2 separate regions of the Homo sapiens genome follow, and region 1 is linked to region 2. Evidence: chromatin loops called from intact Hi-C (ENCODE). Cell type or tissue: IMR-90. All regions are shown on one strand. Links, peaks and the distances in the headings refer to the core of each region. The heading gives the core; the rest is flanking DNA.

The links. Hi-C counts contacts between places; a loop is a spot of excess contacts. Peaks named below come from ENCODE experiments on the same cell type or tissue, not always from the same donor. Only the 100,000 strongest peaks of a DNase experiment are listed, where the experiment ranks them.
Region 1: it touches region 2 in a loop (3-fold over the local background); 2 of 110 quality-filtered maps call a loop at or near these places.

What each region holds. Positions count from the first base shown.
Region 1 is chr12:12,121,925-12,131,884 of GRCh38, reverse strand. LRP6 (LDL receptor related protein 6) reads left to right here. Exons shown (of 23, transcript NM_002336.3): 18 at 1-64; 19 at 992-1,102; 20 at 4,964-5,194; 21 at 6,453-6,589; 22 at 7,223-7,320. Among named protein-coding and RNA genes, the nearest start is that of MIR1244-4, 15 kb to the right of the region's middle. RefSeq lists a silencer at 658-858. In IMR-90, for the core only: no CTCF peak of the experiment used is centred there; no DNase peak of the experiment used is centred there.
Region 2 is chr12:12,176,374-12,186,333 of GRCh38, reverse strand. It overlaps LRP6 (LDL receptor related protein 6), which reads left to right. Exons shown (of 23, transcript NM_002336.3): 5 at 2,223-2,354; 6 at 4,895-5,291; 7 at 6,353-6,524. Among named protein-coding and RNA genes, the nearest start is that of MIR1244-4, 69 kb to the right of the region's middle. In IMR-90, for the core only: no CTCF peak of the experiment used is centred there; DNase peaks (open chromatin) are centred at 3,203 and 4,643.

The DNA of each region.
Region 1 (9,960 bases), core at 1,263-9,262, 56 kb after region 2:
GGTGCCCTCCGATGCAATGGAGATGCAAACTGCCAGGACAAATCAGATGAGAAGAACTGTGAAGGTATCCAGAATTCTTCAGTGCCTCAGCATGCAATCCTTTTTTCCCATTCAGTTGTTTAAACTTCAGTATTACTTGGCTTAGTGTCAGTTGGGGTTTTTCAAGTACATATGACTGTATCACTTCTGATCATAGTGCCATGTTCCATATTATTGTTTTAATTCACTCCATATGCATAAGATTTATACAAATTAATAAGCTTTGAAAATTGAGAAATGAAACTAAAATATATTAGGCCTTCAGTATATAAAAATAGTCCCTGTTTCCAATGAGCTCTGAATTAGTGGATTTATTAATTACGCTCTAACATATTTTATATTCTTCACTTTCCCTTACTAACTTTTCCCATGGTAAAAACAACCCAGCCAAGTTCTCTAGAATTCTTTAGTGAAAGAGGGAATTTAATGTAAAGAATAAGCCGGGCGTGGTGGCTCACGCCTGTAATCCCAGCACTTTGGGAGGCCGAGGCGGGCGGATCACGAGGTCAGGAGATAGAGACCATCCTGGCTAACACGGTGAAACCCCATCTCTACTAAAAATACAAAAAAATTAGCCGGGCCTGGTGGCAGACGCCTGTAGTCCCAGCTACTTGGGAGGCTGAGGCAGGAGAATGGCGTGAACCTGGGAAGCAGAGCTTGCAGTGAGCCAATATCGCGCCACTGCACTCCAGCCTGGGCGACAGAGCAAGACTCCGTCTCAAAAAAAAAAAAAAAAAAAAAAAAAAAATGTTAGGAAATTTCCTGCTGGATTTTTTTCTCCTACTCTTTTTTCTCTCTCTCAACCAATGGAACTCCAGAGAATAATATTTAAGTTATAGCTAAAAGTCTAATTTGTTTTTCATTTGTGTTCAGAAGGCACCTTTTGATTCTTGCCAGAGTTTGACTTTACATGATATTAAAAATAAGGAAACTATTTATGTTTTTTTTCCAGTGCTTTGTTTAATTGATCAGTTCCGCTGTGCCAATGGTCAGTGCATTGGAAAGCACAAGAAGTGTGATCATAATGTGGATTGCAGTGACAAGTCAGATGAACTGGATTGTTGTAAGTAGGACTGAGATCTATAAATTACTCTTAACAGAGAATTTAAACAATTTTTTTTCTTATGTGTGAGGTTTACTTATCGAGATTTCCTTTCTAAGTAATAAGTATTAATATTAAGCTAATTATTTGTGTGAAGGTTTTTTTATGTTTTGCTTTCAGTAATTCTTTAAACATAGCAGTTTTCTTATGCACAGAAATCTTCACAGAAACATTTAGTAAAGCACTAGAAAAGAGTAAATATTATTTTACTATAACCAAAGTTACAAAATTCTCAAATCATTTAGATACATAGAAATCAGCCGGGCGTGGTGGCTCACACCTGTAATCCCAGCACTTTGGGAGGCCAAGGTGGGCGGATCACTTGAGGTCAGGAGTTCGAGACCAGCCTGGCCAACATGGTGAAACCCTAGCTGTACTAAAAATACAAAAATTAGCCAGGCGTGGTGGTGCATGCCTGTAATCCCAGCTACTGGGAGGCTGAAGCAGGACAATCATTTGAACCCAGGAGGCGGAGGTTGCATTGAGCCGAGATCACACCATTGCACTCTAGCCTAGGCGACAGAGCAAGACTCCGTCTCAAAAAAAAAAAAAAAGAAAAGAATTCAATTGGTCTGAATTCAATTCAGAACTTAAGCAATCCACCCACTTTGGCCTCACAAAGTGCTGGAATTACAGGTCTTCATCTTCAAAATGAAGAGAATGATGCTTAACCTGATGCCTATAAGAAAATTAAATGATTTAACATATATATCATTTAGCCTAAAAAACACATAGCCTGGTTCATAGTAGATACATTGATTATGGAGTATAAGTGCTGTAATAGAAATCTACACAGGTGGCAGTAGAAATGAGAGAGTAGTCAGCTTATTAGGGACAAAGATGGACTTGATCAAGGAAGGCATCTTAGAAAAATGGTATTTAAGATTGGGTGTTGTGCCAGTGCGCTGGCTCACACCTGTAATCCCAGCACTTTGGGAGGCCAATGTGGGCAGATCACGAGGTCAGGAGTTCGAGACCAGCCTGGCCAACATGTGAAACCCCGTCTCTACTAAAAATACAAAAATTAGCTGGGCGTGGTGGCGGGCACCTGTAATCCCAGCTACTCAGGAGGCTGAGGCAAGAGAATCGTTTGAACCCGGGAGGTGGAGGTTGCAGTGAGCCGAGATCGTGCCATTGTACTCCAACCTGGGCGACAGGGCGAGACTCCATCTCAAAAAAAAAGAAAAAAAAGACTGGGTGTTGATCAATGAATAGTGTTCATCATGTAGATAATTGGAGAAATTTCATTTTGGGCAGAGGGAATATACTGTTCAAAAGCAGAAAAGAGTGAAACAGGCACCTCTGGGAAACTCCATGTAATGGGACTGCCAAAATACAGGCTCTGTTGAGGGGTGTCAGCAAGAGATAACATAGGTAAAGGTACAATCATGGAGGACTATGCTTTTCTTCTAAAGAGCCTAGACAATATTAACAATGGGGAGTGGAGAGTCACTGAAAATTTCAAGAAAAAGACTAGCATGGTCAAGCAATACAGAAGTTGTAAAGCCAGTGGGTTGGAGGTGATAAGCTTATAGGCAGGGAAATCTGTTAGATTGATTGCTTTCAAACTTCTGATCGCATCAAGAGGAATACAGAGATGTGAGCTCATGCATTTAAAAAGGTGTCACACAACACTTAAATATTTACCCATGTTATATAGAACACTTTCTGACATTTTCTGTTTTATTTTTTCAAAGCTGGTTGTAACCCACTAAATCATTCTCACCATTTACGAATGACTTGCAGCCTGTAATTTAAAAAGGAAGCGATTAGAGTTTAGGCAGAAGATGATAAAGATCTAAATCATGAGGAGGAGGAGTGGGGGTGGCAGGGAGAGAACAGATTTCGGAGTTGTTTCAGAAGTAGAATAAAGAGGAATTGGTAACCACTTAGCTATAGTTGATAAGTTTAAGTTGACCCACAGGTACCTCACTGAGTGACTGGAGTCATTAAATGGGATATATAGCAGGAACTGAAAACCAAAGTACCATACCACATCTTGGCTGCAGATGTAATGTTTGATTGATGTGATGTTTAATTTACATTAAATGCCTTTAGGCAGGCGTGTACTTTGCCACAAGCCCCATCACTTTTTATTATCTTATACTAGATGACTTTATTTATGGTGTCTTTACCCCTGGAATCTAGGAGAAATGACTGATCATGGTGACAGTGAGTTCAGTTTGTGATATGTTGCCTGAGAGGTACTCATGGAATATCCCACTGAAGCTCTTCAGGAAGTTGATTATAAGGAACTGTGGCTCAGAAGAGAGATTTGGTGCTCATTAGTTTATTGATAATAATGAAAGCTGTGACAGTAGATAGAATCTCCCAGGACAGTAAGAAGAGGAGGAAAATAGTAGGTGATAGATAGAAATCTCTCTGGGAAGCACCTGCACTTAAGATGCAGGCAGAAGAGAATGAAGCCAACAAAGGAAGCAGAGAAAGAATAATCAGAAATAGTAAAATTAAGAGAGTGGTATCTTGGAAGAATATTGATCAGACTTTTTTTTAAAGAGAAGACAGGAGCCAGCAGTATTGTGTAAAGAGGTTAGTGAAATGAATATATTGAATATGGCAAATAGTAGAACTTTGACTGTTGACAGAAAAGTTTCAGTGCAGTGGTGAGGGTGGAAGTCTGATTTCAGGGAGTTTATGGTGTGACCCAGAGGCTAGGGATTGAGGGTAGTGAATGTAAACTTTTCTTTCCTGAAGCTTGGCATTGCAAAGGAATGTTAGGGGACTAAAAAGGAATGAAAAGATGAGACGGTTGTTCTCAAGGACTAAGAAGAGTCTATGCTTCAGATTCCACAGACTAAATTTGTAAATGATAATCCCTACATATTATGTAACTTAGAGATGTCATTTTCACGCATTTCTTTCATATAATCTGTCAGAGGATGAGTTTAGCTATATGGATGGGAGATTTGAGGTAAGATGAAGCAGGAGGAAGTTTTTTAAAGGATCTGCAACTGTGAGATAAAATTTAACTGTTCAGAATGGAAGAATTTTCCCTCTGAATAGAGACAGTAATGCTCTAATTTCAATAAGCTCACTTTCCCTCTACCTCTGATATTGATGCCCTCTGCTTCTTAAACGGGTAGCTCAGGGATCCAGGGAAGGTGAATCCCTGGGGTGGTGTCCTCTTCTGGCAATGTGGCCTTTCTTTGTGAGTCCTCCAGTAATCAGGTATTAAAGACCTTATGTTCCTTGGTCTCAGGCAACTAGACAGCCTGAAGGCCAGCAGCATAGGGGATTTGAGAGCTGAGGCTTATCTTTAGCTTCCAGTTTTCATTCATCAGGCCTAAATGTCACTATTCAAATCTAAAATCTAACATGTGCTCAGAGCTGATTTTGGCTTCTTCACCATTCCAGGTAAAACATTTGATGACTTTTCTAGGTTTATCCCTTCTGGTCATAAATTTTTTCCCGAAATCTTGGAATACCGTTGTTCATTTGTATGGTATATAGAATGAAGTAGAATGGATTTTATCTGTTTATTTATTTAAAGCTTCTTAATGGTGTTTAAATCTGTACTTCATTTACCATCTTTGTTTCTATCTGTTTACAATTACACTTTCCAACCTATTGTTTTATTTCTGTCTTCATTTAAGGGTAGTTCATTTTGATTCCTAATGATGACATTTATTTCATATGTCTTCAGGGCGTGGTATGTATGTACTCATAAAAAAGAAAAGTGTTTATGAATTATCTTCATTAGGCTTATAGCTTCACATCCTATTAGCAAGCCCTCTTTTGATTACTATTTTGAATATACAGTTGTTTTTCTATTAAATAACCATACTGCATTCTTCATTGTAGATCCGACTGAAGAACCAGCACCACAGGCCACCAATACAGTTGGTTCTGTTATTGGCGTAATTGTCACCATTTTTGTGTCTGGAACTGTATACTTTATCTGCCAGAGGATGTTGTGTCCACGTATGAAGGGAGATGGGGAAACTATGACTAATGACTATGTAGTTCATGGACCAGCTTCTGTGCCTCTTGGTTATGTGCCACACCCAAGTTCTTTGTCAGGATCTCTTCCAGGTGAGTCAGGATGGATCCATTGAGAATCAAGTCTTTGGTCCTGCAAGACTGCCAGTTTCCATTGTGGAAAAGAATACTACCTAGAGTCTGTCTGAAACCATATTACTCTGAGTTTAAACAATTATAAGGACAAACGTTCTTTTTTACTATTAGCACCTTCTCTTTACACAGAAGGCCTTAGATATGGTTTGGTAGAAATTGTCAAAGCATATAAAGCAAATACATATGCAAGCTCTAAGCCTCTCTGACTGCAATTCTGGATGCATGCTACGGAAGGTGAATCAGCCAGTCATTTAGTGAAAGAGTTGTAAACCACAGGTTAAGTTCACCACCAGGGAACTCTAGTACTATGGAGCCCATGAATAAAAGGAGGCCAAAAATTATATAAGATTCCCTTCAGCCAACAAAGATTTGTAAATAGCTGGATGATAGAAGGGAGAATATGTCTTAAGTTTTCTCCTGACTTCATGTGCTAATAAGGGACAAAGGGCTAGTTTAGGCATAGCTGAGTAGCCAGAAGTTTTAAGCTTGGGTAGGCCGTGTTGCTCTAGGGAACTGGCCTTCTTTTTAATGTTTTCTGGTGCCCTTAGTTAAAAGACGCCTTCCTTTTAATGAATATGGAGAAGGCGGTGCCTTGCAAAAACCCTCTGAAAATAGGAACTTACTATGGGTGTAACTCTTAAGTAGACAAACATGGTTTTTAAACTGTTAATGGTAGTGTTGCTTTGTTGCCATACCTATTTTCAGTTAGTGGAATTTGGGAAGCTTCTTGGAAAAAATAGAATTTTTTCTTTAGCACTGGTAGTTTTGATTCTAGCAACATTTATATTCATTAGATGAAAAAATATTCTTTCATATGTTGTTTGTGCCCTAAAAATGTTTTTTTGTTTTCTTTTGAGCAAGTCTGGTATTTAATATGCCCTGCCTCACAACCTCTACCCTTTACAATCCTTTCAAATCCTCCAAGAGGTTGAAAAGCCCTTATTTTAAATAGCTCTGCTTCTACCAGGGGAGGGAGAAGGTGGGAGCTATTCTTGGCCTTGTTCTAGGCCAGCTCTTTCAATGGAAGCATTGACTTCTAGAAAACGTTCATTTCCTTTCTCCATTAAATGTTTTCAATTATAGGAAAAGAGTGTAAGTTATTTTAAAATCAGACTACTTCACTGTTGATATTTGTAATCCTACTGTTGAATGAAATTGCTTGATACATTTTTATATATCATACTCATCTTCAGTTTTTAACCTCCTTTTATTTTAGGAATGTCTCGAGGTAAATCAATGATCAGCTCCCTCAGTATCATGGGGGGAAGCAGTGGACCCCCCTATGACCGAGCCCATGTTACAGGAGCATCATCAAGTAGTTCTTCAAGCACCAAAGGCACTTACTTCCCTGCAGTAAGTAGTCTGTTTTCCTTTGAATGCGACATACATAAGATCTTAGATTTTTTAACTCATTTAAATGTGGGTGATCAGTGATAGTAATGTAAAAGTAGTTTTTGAATGTAAAATTTAGGCATAAAAGGCTCAAAGGACTTACCACACACCACCATCCATGCTTATAAATCTTTTAAGTTACTGTGTAGTAACCAGAATACTTGAAAGCACTGGGCATTAATTTCACATTTCAAGTAAAAGTAGAACTACTGAATGGTACCTATTGAGGGATTAGGGCCTTCATTTTATGACTTCCCAAAAGAGGAAGCACACCTGGAATTTCTCCTAAATCAATAATTTTTCTCTAAATACTTACTATTTTAAATAACCAGGACCTAAATGTACTGACCAATGATTTTTAGGTTACAGATTTTCGTTTTTGTCACTTTGCACTTTTTAGCCATGATGAGGTCTTAGGGAATGAGGAAGCCATAGTCCCAAAGTACTGTTTGAGGTCAATTCTTTGGAAAAGAAGAATTGTGCTAATAGTGTATTGTAAAGAAACACTAATAGAGATGAAGGAAGAAAAGTTGAAAGAAAGTCTGATAGTTTCTATGTTGTTATTTTAATATTTTAATTATTTTTTTCTTTTAGATTTTGAACCCTCCACCATCCCCAGCCACAGAGCGATCACATTACACTATGGAATTTGGATATTCTTCAAACAGTCCTTCCACTCATAGGTCATACAGGTAATACACATCCTTCTCTAAAATAAGGTGCAGTATTTATTGAAAGTGTTTCAGTTGTGGACCTGATATAGCCCCAAATGAGTAGACGATGGTCACCAGAGAGAGACTAGTCATCTTATCTTGATAGTACTGACATTGCCTCTACCACAAATCCTTTCCTTTCAGGACGTTATACTTTTTTTTTAATTTTTTGAGATGGATTTCGCTCTTGTTGCCCAGGCTGGAGTGTAATGGCATGATCTCAGCTCACTGCAACCTCCGCCTCCCAGGTTCAAGCGATTCTCCTGCCTCAGCCTCTCAAATAGCTGGGATTACAGACCTGCGCTACCACGCCCAGCTAATTTTGTATTTTTAGTAGAAACGTGGTTTCACCATGTTGGCCAGGCTGGTCTCGAACTCCTGATCTCAGGTGATCCGCCTGCCTTGGCCTCCCAAAGTGCTGGGATTACAGGTGTGAGCCACCACACCTGGCCTATACTTTTTTTTTTTTTTAAGAGAGTCACAAATGCTGGCTTTTATAATAATAAAATACAGCCTCAGGCTTTGGCAGTATTCTAAGGAGGAATTACCCACCAAAGTGACTGGTTTCAAAATAGTTTGATATTCTAAGAATGAAATATTGGGATAAGATTGGTTCATAGAATTGAGAGTTTAAAACAGCAACATACTCAGAGCACAGAATTTTAGAAAAGTTGAGAGAAATGTAAGTTCAGCCATTGCTTGCATATGCTATTACAATTTGGAGTGAAAGATTTCTCATGTAGTTGCATGGAATAAAGAAAGATTGAAATAAATAAAGTGTATTTGTAAGCCAAAAAAGAGAAAATTATTCCTTTTTGCTAATTTATGAGTCTATAAAGTGTGTTGAGCAGGTCAAGTACTGTTGTGTCAGCTTCCACTTCTATGTTCCTTGAAAGGCCAACAGACCATCAGTAGCTTGAGAGTTTCTATCTACACACTGAAGTGCCCAGGGTTCATGGGCATCCCTCAAGTGCCTGTTATCTTCTAGATAATCTTTTCTATCTTCTATCCTCTCTAGATAATCTTCTATTATCTTTCCTAGCATTTCAGTCAAATTGGCCTGATACGACCTCACCCATGTGTAGAAATGAAGTGGAAACCACTTAAAGTATCTCACTCAGAATTCTCATTTCAGCTTAGATAAGACTGAAATAGCCTTGGCTGTGAACTGATTGTTTTAATGATATGTTGTAATGTTGCTTTCCCTGCCACAAGTTTCTTCTTCTAGGAAGCCAAAACAGAAAAAGCAGAAGCCTGAAAATTGAGAAAGGAGAAAGATACAAAATTTTATTTTTTAAAAGTAATGTCCTTAATTCAAATTGACTAAGGCACTCATCAGAATAAACACGATTGCATAAAAAACTATTCTTGCTTAACTATTTTCCGTATAAGCCCAATTTCTGTTTCCTCTGAGTCAAAACTTACATCATTTGTTGAGATTTTGGTTTAAACTGGGACATGAAAAAATTTTATTAATTCAGTTTGTTTTCTTTTTTTTTTTTCATGAAAATAGAAGTATTTGGACTTTTAAATGTTGACCTTAGAAATTTCACCAAGGATTGACACCTGATTGGACAAAGAGTTAAACAAAACAAACTGTGACATCATGTCAGTATTGATAGTAAAAGCCTTTGAGAACTCACTCAGTGGGTCATATAACTTTTGGTCTCTGGCAGCCTTGCACCCTTTTTATTTTTATTTTTATTTTTTTTGAGACAGGGTCTTGCTCTGTCACCCAGGCTGGAGTGCAGGGGCACAATCACAGCTTACTGCAGTCTCCACCTCCCGGGCTCAAGCAGTCCTCCTGCTTCAGCCACCCAAGTAGCTGGGACTACAGGTGTGTGTCACCACGCCTGGCTAGCTTTTTTTTATTTTTTGTAGAGACGGGGTCTTGCTATGGTGCCCAGGCTGGTTTCTTTCTTTCTTTCTTTTTTAAAGACTAATCAAATGCAGTAGTAAGAAGGGGAGACAGAGTAGAACAAGGAATTTGATCTGTGACTGTGAACAATCTGGCAGCCATTTCTTTTGAAGCAAGCCAAGTGATATCAAATGGTTTGTATCCTGGGTTCCTGGGATATATTACCTGGTGGTGCTCTGTATCACTAGGTGTTTTATGAATCGTTGTATCAGTTTTTAACTTGGTTTTCCCCTTCTCTTGTAGTCACTTTGATGAGAAAGCTTATGAAAAAATCTTTGGGATAAATTTAAGATCAGCTTTACCATATTTAGAATAAACAGGTATAAGAAGTTAAAAATAGAAGTAGGAATGACAGAAAAGCCAGAACTTAGGTCAGATCTTATTTTCACTAGTATGTTTCTCTCTTTCCAATGCCTTTTTCTTTAGTTAGCAGTGCTACAAACCTAACAACTGTATGTCACTTGTAAAGATAAACAAGTGTAAGAAATAAACTAGGCCTCTGAAATATACATTAGAAAATTCACTGACCCTTTATGGGCATTTAAATTTTATCATTTTGATGTTTAAAGCTGCTCTTATGAGAGGTACTTACCTATACACAGGGAATGAAAACCGTTTCCCCCAATCACAGCAATTTCCCTTTGCTAAGATAACAACAATGGAATAGTTATGCCCCTGAGGCTGTCTACCAAAATCCAGCC
Region 2 (9,960 bases), core at 32-8,031:
TGTCACTACAGACCACCTCAGCCTTTTTGAGTCAGCGCTTTTAGAGGTGGAGAAGAGAGAGATAATTTAAAAATTGAGATAGCTTATATGCTAGGCTTATACACAAATGAGTTTTTTTGTTCATATTATTTCTTTCAGTATGTAGTTGAATGTGTTGATGTGAGTGTGTTTAAAAAACAAACTCTTGGGCCAGGCGCGGTGGCTCATGCCTGTAATCCCACACTTTGGGAGGCCAAGGCAGGTGGATCACTTGAGGTCAGGAGTTTGAGACCAGCCTGGCCAACATGGTGAAACCCCGTCTCTACTAAAATAACAAAAATATTAGCCAGGCGTGGTGGCGTGTGCTTATAATCCCAGCTACTTGGGAGGCTGAGGCTGGAGAATCGCTTGAACCCGGGAGGCAGAGGTTGCAGTGAGCCAAGATCACGCCATTGCACTTTCAGCCTGGGCAACAAGAAAGAAATTATGTCTCAAAAAAAAAAAAAACAAAAAACACACACACACACAAAAACGCCTCTTCTTTTTAAATGAAAACTCTGTTAATCTAGAATATATTTGAATTTAAGTACCTCAGCTTGCTAAATAAAATACCTACTTAAACTTTTCTGTGTACCCCTCCCACCTTGTTTTCCTTAGTTTTGGTTCTGTGTTTGGTCAGCCTTTACAATGACTCGGGCTATGACTGCTGAGAACTTGTAAGAGAGGACTGGAATTAGGTTTAAAAGGAATACGAGAATGTTAAGGGTTTGGCACTTTTGTGTAAATAAATGTCTGGCATCTGTCTGAGTGTATTTCAGATTTTATTACATAGCCAAAAATGAAGAGATTTTGCAACATATGTTGCTTTATATTAGCTCTCCATTTAGGGGGAGATAATCAAATATTGAAAGTGTTATGTTGGAATCTGATGATCATGAGCCCATAAAAATGTTTTTAAGTGTATGTGTTACTCTTCTGTACAAAAGAAAATGTTCAGTCACTTGTATGAATTTTTTTATTCTTCATAGCCCTCAAAAGAGAATTTTCCCTGTTTTTTGTTTGTTTTTTGAGATAGAGTCTTGCTCTGTTGTGCGTTTATGTGATCACGGCTCCCTGCAGCCTCGAACTTCCAGGCTCAAGTGATCTTTCCACCTCAGCCTCCCTAGTAGCTGGGACTACAGGCATATGCCACCACACCTGGCTAATTTTAGTATTTTTTATAGAGGTAGGGTCTCACCATGTTGGTGACCCAGGCTGGTCTCAAACTCCTGGGCTCAAGTGATCCACGCACCTAGGCCTCCCAAAGTGCTGGGATTATAGTCACGAGCCACCGTGCCTGGCCTCTTGTTTTTCTTTTTAAATGGCATTGTTGGTCCTTTATGTTTTACTAATTTGAGAATTTGCAGTTATCTTTCATGTTGGTTACTTTTATCTTTCATGTTCCATTGGTCTCCATCTTATGTTGATTTTTTTCTATGAGTATTGTTTGGACATATCCCTTTCCATAATTTCCAAAGTTTGCTAATTAGTTTTCTCTGATTTTCATTTTCCCCTTTTTTCTGCTTATCCCTTCTATGTTAATCTTCCCAAGGCATGACTTTTCAACATAATTACTTTTCTTGGCTTTCAGTGTCCTTCACTTTAATCTATTCCCATTCTTTGTATTCATTCAGCTTTAGTTCCTATTAGTCAGTAGAAACCTTAACCTCCAGTTATACTGTTCACCTTAATATCTTACCCAGTTTATAGCCCCCAAAGTTTTATTCAGATAGCTTTACCATACTTGAAATGTCCTCTTATCTATCCTTCCTATCCTTGAAGGCTCCCGTGCTGTATACTCCACAAAGCTCTTCTTCAATTCTTTAAACCTCAGCGGTTTTTTTCCCATTTGACTCTGTACTTATTGTCTATAATGTGCAAAATAGCACTTAGTTTTATTGGTTTTGTTTGTTTGTTTGTTTGTTTTTAGTTTTGCTTTTTGTTAATTTTGTTTAACTGACTAAATTGTAACCTCTTTTAGGGCAGGGATCTCCTGCTTTACTTCTTGTGTATTCCTCTTTGGTTACAAAATACTAAGTAAATTCACACTGATTAATTCCTGTCTTTGCAGATGGTTTGATAGTCAAGCACCTGCATGACATTTGGTAATAATTTTGGCTTATCACAGTTGTTCATGTTATGGTTGTTAACCTTTGTGTACTTAGTAATCATTGATATTAATCAATGTGATTTATATTTGACAGCCACAAATCCATGTGGAATTGACAATGGGGGTTGTTCCCATTTGTGTTTGATGTCTCCAGTCAAGCCTTTTTATCAGTGTGCTTGCCCCACTGGGGTCAAACTCCTGGAGAATGGAAAAACCTGCAAAGATGGTAAGAAGATATTATCCAAAATGAAAAATTTTATAACTATTGGAATTCTTCATGATTTGTTTTCTCTATAATCAGCTCTCTAGGTTATACTGCTTTGGGAGACCAGTCACTTAATTTCACAGTCTTCACACATGGTTATAGAATAGGAGTGTTTTGTTCTGTGGCATCACTTGAATGCTATTTTATAAATTATTTTAGTGTTTTAAATAACATATTTTTGAAAAAAGTTACGTGTTGTATCTTTTCTGTCAAATCTCATAGTCATTGATATCACAGTTGATAACTATGGAAATGAGTAGTCGCATAAGGAATATATTTTTAACAGGTAGCATTTGTGAATAAAGAACCTCTGTGAAAGAAAGTATGTTTATTAAACTTTTAGCTACAAAGAATATCATGAGATATATTTTATAACAAATTATTTAAGGATGTTTTAAATTGCTTTTTAACAACAGAGAGATGCTTTCAGAGCTGGGAAAAAAAATCCATATTTAAAACAACTTCTTTTTATACTTAAGAAACACACTTTGCCTGTTCTCCTTACTCTTAATTCCCTATAGAGAGAGGGCACGTTGGAGAAAGTATACTGATTTAGGACATTTTAAGGGACTTCCAGTTTGGAAGAACACCAGTTCTTCTGTTTTTCTTCTTAATGAGAATGTTATTCTTCATTCTCACCCCTATGGATCACCATCTGGTTCTCTAGCAACCAGCAAGACCTGGTAAGAAAATTGTTGTATTTAGCTGTGGCTTCTTTATCTAACTCTGAAAAGCAGAAGCCTGTGTTTTGGAGTGTGTTAGAGTCCCTGGCAAGGGGGCCAGGGAGTCAGAGAGATGGAATTGAGTCTGTGTACAGGATGTTTGTTATGACTTGGCATTGATAAATTATCCTCATAGTAAAAGGTGAAGCTGGCTGACTCTTGGTCAAATGGTTTCCATGGCAGACAGCAATTTGGTTTCAATTTAAAACAAAAGGTTTTTGTAATGTTGCTTTTTTCTTTAAAAATGTAGCCTGACTTTAAAACAGAGGATTTATTTTAGCAATAATGGTCTATCTGCTCCCTCACAGCAGTGCAAGTGTACATATTTAACCAGTTTTGAATTTCATGTGTGCATTTGGCATGTAGTAGCCTTAAGTTAACTGTTCTGTTTTGATCACCTTGCTCAAATTAACAGCTCTATGACTTCTTTGTGAAGTTCTAGGCTGGCTCCTTTTGGTTGTTAGCCGGGGCAGTGAATTGTACAAAGTTATTCCTACTTGGTTCCTGCAGTGGCATTTGGGCTGTATTTTCTTCAAGTTGGAATTCATTTATAATTAGCTCTAGAGTGAAAGGGCTGATATTGAGAGGCTTCACTCCTCTTCTCAGTTTTTTGACTTGTAATTGCAGATTGATTCTTGAAGTTTATATGCCAGTATTTTGTTTTGGACTCATTTATTTAGCTGGGAATCTTTTCTTATTCTTTCAGTTGTCAATTTGCTTACTGTCTTTTATTAGCTTCCTATAGTTAGACGATTTTTTGCTGGTGGTTTACTTGAACAATTTAAAATGAAAAAAAGATTGAGCTCAGTATCTTCATTCTTGGTTATGTGGTTAAGTATTTGGGGCTTGGGCTTTAAACAGTTCATAAATAAACCTAATTTAAAATTCAGTGAAATAAAAATCTGAAAATCTTTATTTTTTAATACTGTTGTTAAGTATTAGTTAATATTTCTTGAGTACTTAAATGTTCAGTACTTTCCTGAGTTTTAGATTTATCTCCTTTAATCCTTACAACAACCTTACAAGGTATAGATGGGGAAACTAGGCTTAGCGAGATTAGATATTTTCCCAAAGTTTGTGTAGCTTCTTGAATCAAATTATATTGGATCCACAACTCTTAACCACTGTGTTATGTTTATCTGGTTCCTTCCCTCCATTGCAGCTGTTTGTTTCTCCATAGCTTGCTTTGTCCTCAATTCTGTGAGGTATTGCCCTGTATTTCTCTTTGTTAAGACAGTTTTACTGAGATGTAACTTACATAGCATATAAAATCCATCCATTTTTTAAATTGTACAATTCGGTGACTTTTTAGTAAATTTACAGAGTTACGCAGTTATCACCACAATCCAATTTTAGAACATTCCTATCAAGCACAAAGATTCTTGTCCTAAATTTCTTTATCTTTTTTTAAAAAATGCTTCTTGAACAAAGGATCTATATCCTACATTTCCTTCTCCTTTAATACTGAGCTACTTAGCTTCTTAGTCATTACATAGTCATTATTCATTGTACTTTTAAATAGCTGGATTAATTCCAATGAAACCATAGAATGTATCACAACTTAATTTGGAGAGTTAGCCATTAAACAGCTTGACCTCAGAGTAGACTCTTCTATTTCACTGTATTACTTTCCATTTCCACTCTAAAGAGAGTGCACATCCTTTTGTGTTAATTTATGTATATTTTATATTTATTTTTCAGTTCTTGATTCTTTATCTAGAGCAGGTAAATTTTACCTCTGGGTTTCAAAGTATTCTTCATTTCACTTTGTTGTTCTAGGTGCCACAGAATTATTGCTTTTAGCTCGAAGGACAGACTTGAGACGCATTTCTTTGGATACACCAGATTTTACAGACATTGTTCTGCAGTTAGAAGACATCCGTCATGCCATTGCCATAGATTACGATCCTGTGGAAGGCTACATCTACTGGACTGATGATGAAGTGAGGGCCATACGCCGTTCATTTATAGATGGATCTGGCAGTCAGTTTGTGGTCACTGCTCAAATTGCCCATCCTGATGGTATTGCTGTGGACTGGGTTGCACGAAATCTTTATTGGACAGACACTGGCACTGATCGAATAGAAGTGACAAGGCTCAATGGGACCATGAGGAAGATCTTGATTTCAGAGGACTTAGAGGAACCCCGGGCTATTGTGTTAGATCCCATGGTTGGGTAAGAAGCTCTACTGATAGTAAATTCTGTGTGGTGTTTCTGTTTTTCACAGGTTCCTGAAAACATTGACTAAGATAACATGACATATATATTGGTTTCCAGTAAACAGCTCTTTAATGGCTGTCTATTTTAGGATATGGTGATTAGAATACAATCTCAAGTTTAAAAATTGCTAGTTTTTTGCCTTGGATGTCTTAGATATTTTTTCTTTCTAAATTAAGTCCATGTTTGCTGACTTTGGGTGTTGTCTGCAGATTTTGCTCGGATTGCATCATTACCATGAAAAATGTGGGAAGAAATTGTTTTCAGAACTCTTTCCCTTCCCCTAGAAGCTTTAATTCCATTTTCAGTACTTTATAGTAAGAATATAGCTTACTTTTTTTTCCCTAAATACATGAATGACTTGATTTCCAAAACTTTGCCAGCCCATGCAGCTTTACTTCTAGTTTGTTGTTGTTGTTTGTTTTGTTTTGCCATGCCACCCTGATCATAGTCCAGGGAAGTACAACTTTTTACATACTCAACAATTTTGTTACTTTGAGATTTATTCTGAGGACAAGCATAGTGACAAATTACACCTCAGTATATACCAATGCCTTAGAGCCATCTAAACATCCAGGAGCCGTAAGAATCACTTAGCACTGCAGGAAGAAATAGTTATTTTGAGAATTCAGTTTGCCATCTGACTAATACTGCTGGGATAAGCCTTTTGTGTCAGAGAGATGACAAGCCATCAAGGAAAAGAGAGAGAAAGTTCATGGAAAAGGGCACACAAAATATTTAAAAAAAAAAAAAAAAAAAAGAAGTAAAACTGTAATCTCATTATTGGGAGGCATTTTCAGGATTGGCTCTAGAACACACTGATCTGAAAATTTCCCACAATCTTATATATTGCTGGGATAAATGTCTTAAACACCTCTTCATATGTTTTTTTTTTTTTCCCCTTCCTTGGCATTAACTGATGATACCAGTGTAATAGGAGGGATGGATCTCACCTTTAGAATATCTGAAAGTTACATTTTATTATCTATTTTTAGCTCATTTTTTGTATACTTCTCTAGGTACATGTATTGGACTGACTGGGGAGAAATTCCGAAAATTGAGCGAGCAGCTCTGGATGGTTCTGACCGTGTAGTATTGGTTAACACTTCTCTTGGTTGGCCAAATGGTTTAGCCTTGGATTATGATGAAGGCAAAATATACTGGGGAGATGCCAAAACAGACAAGATTGAGGTTTGTTTTTTGCTTTTTCATTTTCAAGCCACTTTTATAATGGGTTTTGAGTCGACAGTATAATGATTTGAGTACAGATATTCTTTTTTCTTAACAGTTGTCTGGGGTGCCAAAGGTACCTTTTACAGAAATTTTACTCAACCTTCATGATTCTAGGGATAATATATTCTCTTCCACATAATCCTAGGATGGAGAGATGTATTGGTATGAGAAATGGCTGCTGATCAGTTTCTAGTCTTAAAAGCTTATGTAAGTGATTTTCCTCATTTTGGGTAAAGCCACTTTCTGAATTTCCTAGGGGCAATTTCTGCAAACCAAAATTATGTAAGATCTATACTGGAAGAACTGGCTGTCCTAAGTTAGGAAAACAAAGCCCACATGTATGTGTATATCTATATCTATATCTATATCTATATCTATATCTATATCTATATCTATATCTATATCTTTTATTGCTGTTAACTGGTGTTGGGGCAGATGGTAGAATATATTAAATATTATGATGGTTACATGCAAACAATTTTAAAATTGATTTATGGGCTGTGTGGGAACAAGACTAATTAACCAAAGCTTGGGAAAAAATATTTACCAAGTGGTAGAGTTAAGTTTGTGGCAATCAAATAGATTATGGTGAAAATAATCAGTGATTAATATTTTATCACAGTGTTTTATTAGTGGCCTATATCCCTGATATTGGTGTTAAGTCTAAAATTAACAACTTTGAATTAGACTTTGCTACAGGTCTTATGGATCACATAGATAGAACAGAGTTAGGTCTCAATTTTCCTTTGGGGGAAACTTCACATACAAGGATGGCTTTAAATGGCTCTTCAGAGAGACACTGTACACATCTAATGGACAGAAAATTCAGACTCTAGAACAGTTGTTTTGGAAAGGTATTCTGTAGAGTGCCCATGACCCTGAGGGAATAATGACTTCAAGGCCTTGCTTCCAAAATGGAAACTTGGAATAGAAGAAACCCCGTTAGTATTCCACCAGGCTCAAATACTGAAAACGGCATCTGTTGTTCTTGCAGCTGGTTTTCATTAATAGAAAATTTTGCATAGACTCCATAAATTTTCTCCCTGTTAGTATTTCACTGCCTCCCACTCTTTTCAAATCCAAGTTGATGTTTGAATCTTTTAACAGTTGGAGTGCATTGCTGATGAGACAAAGGTTATGAGTTTATGTTTCAGACAGGCTTTTAGCTTCATTTTGGTCAGCTTGAATATAGATTGCCTACCTAATCCCATCTAGTTCACACCTGTGGATTATGAACTATACATGAGTGTATAGGTACGAGTATGCTTAGGAAAACAGTTTAAAGCCCATAAGTTTTAGAAGAATATCTGTAGCAAGAAAATTTACGTAAGGGAATGCACCAAATTTATTATCATGTAGGGTTTTTAAAATTCCGTATTTGGTTTTGCCCATCTTAGTCTGCTATAACTGACTGATTAGCCTGAAAATAAAATCATTTGTTTCTTACTGGGAATATTTCAAGTCTTATTTTCCTCACTTTAGGTATAATACTTTAGATACAGAAATTTATTCAGAATAACAAATAGTTCAGAAGGGATTCAGATAAAGACATTACAATTTATGGAGGTTCTGAGTGACCATCTTTAAGAATAAAAATTAATACACTTTATATAACAATATATAACATTGATTAAATAGGATTTATTTTCCTAGTTTGCAGTGAGTGCAGTAGATTTTAAAATTAGAATTCCTTTTCTGGCCTCTTTGTTATGTTTTCTTGAGCTATGCATATATATATATATACATACAGACACATACATACAGTGGTGTCATTGGCTCCGTCACCCCTTCTTTCCTTCTTCCCTGTATGGTACCAGCATCCTTAAACCTGTTTTTAATTTTTTTCATTCATTCGTTCATTCGTTCATTTGTTCCTTCATTCATTCGTTCTTTTAATCTGCAAAGGCTCTGTCACCCATAAATCTTATTTTTAGATCCATCTTTCTCCTTCTAGGTTTGCTGGAACACAACTGCTGTTTGTTTTTTGTCCCCTTTTTATAGATTGATGTTTGTGGTAAATTTACTTCTGTATACATGAAGACCTCCCTTTATAATTTCCCCTGGAGATTCTGATGTCCTAATTCACTATTAGGACATCAGAGCCTTTGTCATTTTATTTACATAGGCACGTCTAGGAAATACAGCATATAGTTATTTATTCTCTTCTTATGTTGATGTAAAATCTGATACTTGGCAAACTAAAGAAAGAGTGCAGCTCTTCGTCTAAATTAGTCCTGCATAACTCGGGGAGAAAATCTGGGGTTTTCCATCCTGAGACTAGTAGTGATTCTAGGAGCAACTGCTACTACCAGCTTTTCATCTCCCTTGATTTGATAATACTGTGAACTTGAAAACTTTTACAAAGATGTATAATTTTAAAAATCCCTCTTTTTCCAAGAAGTGTATTTGCTAGCCTTTTGTTAGTGGCAACTGATTCCAGATACTGATCTAACCCCAGTCTGGGTGACATTCTCCCTTCTAGTCCCATTTTCCTTAGAAAGCTCCCTAGCTTTTGTCATGCCCGAGAATGAAAGCTGCTTTTCGCTGGGACTATAACAGAGTATCAGATTATGGTTGTGATAACCCTGTTCTCTTCTGAAAGACTTAAGAGTCTGTTTGGTTGGCCGGGCGCGGTGGCTCACACCTGTAATCCCAGTACTTTGGGAGGCCGAGGTGGGTGGATCATGAGGTCAGGAGTTCGAGACCAGCCTGGCCAACATGGTGAAACCCTGTCTGTAGTAAAAATACAAAAATTAGCTGGGCGTGGTGGCGGGCACCTGTAATCCTAGCTACTCGGGAGGCTGAGGCAGGAGAATCACTTGAACCCGGCAGGCAGACGTTGCAGTGAGCCGAGATGATGCCATTGCATTCCAGCCTGGGGGACAAGAACAAGACTCTGTCTAAAAAAAAAAAAAAAAAAAAAAGTTTGGGCTCACACTGTTGTATATGTGTTTATAGTACATTTGGAAAGAAAAGATAATTATTTGGTAAATTATTTATATAGCAAGGTAAGACATAGTAAACCTATGTGTCTTGAGTGGATCACATGGGAAAGTCTCACTGTGTTCATTCATTTATGCTACCTGCTCGCTTAGTGGAAATTCTTTAGATCAGCTTCTCACTTCCTCTTTTGTAAGTGGTGATGTGACCAGATGCTGGCTACATTAGGGAAACCAGGGAGAAGGAATGGGGAATTCTGGGTATTAGATGTGTTTTTATATTGTACAGAGTTGTAGAAAGAATGAATAGATTTAACCTCAGGTTTATAATAAGCTTCGGGAAGGAGGGATTGAGCGTAGGGCATTGCTAATGATGTCACATTTTTTAAAAGATGGTTGTGGTATTTGGCTCCTGCTTTAATAGAATAACATATATGTGAGGGTATGTCTGTTTT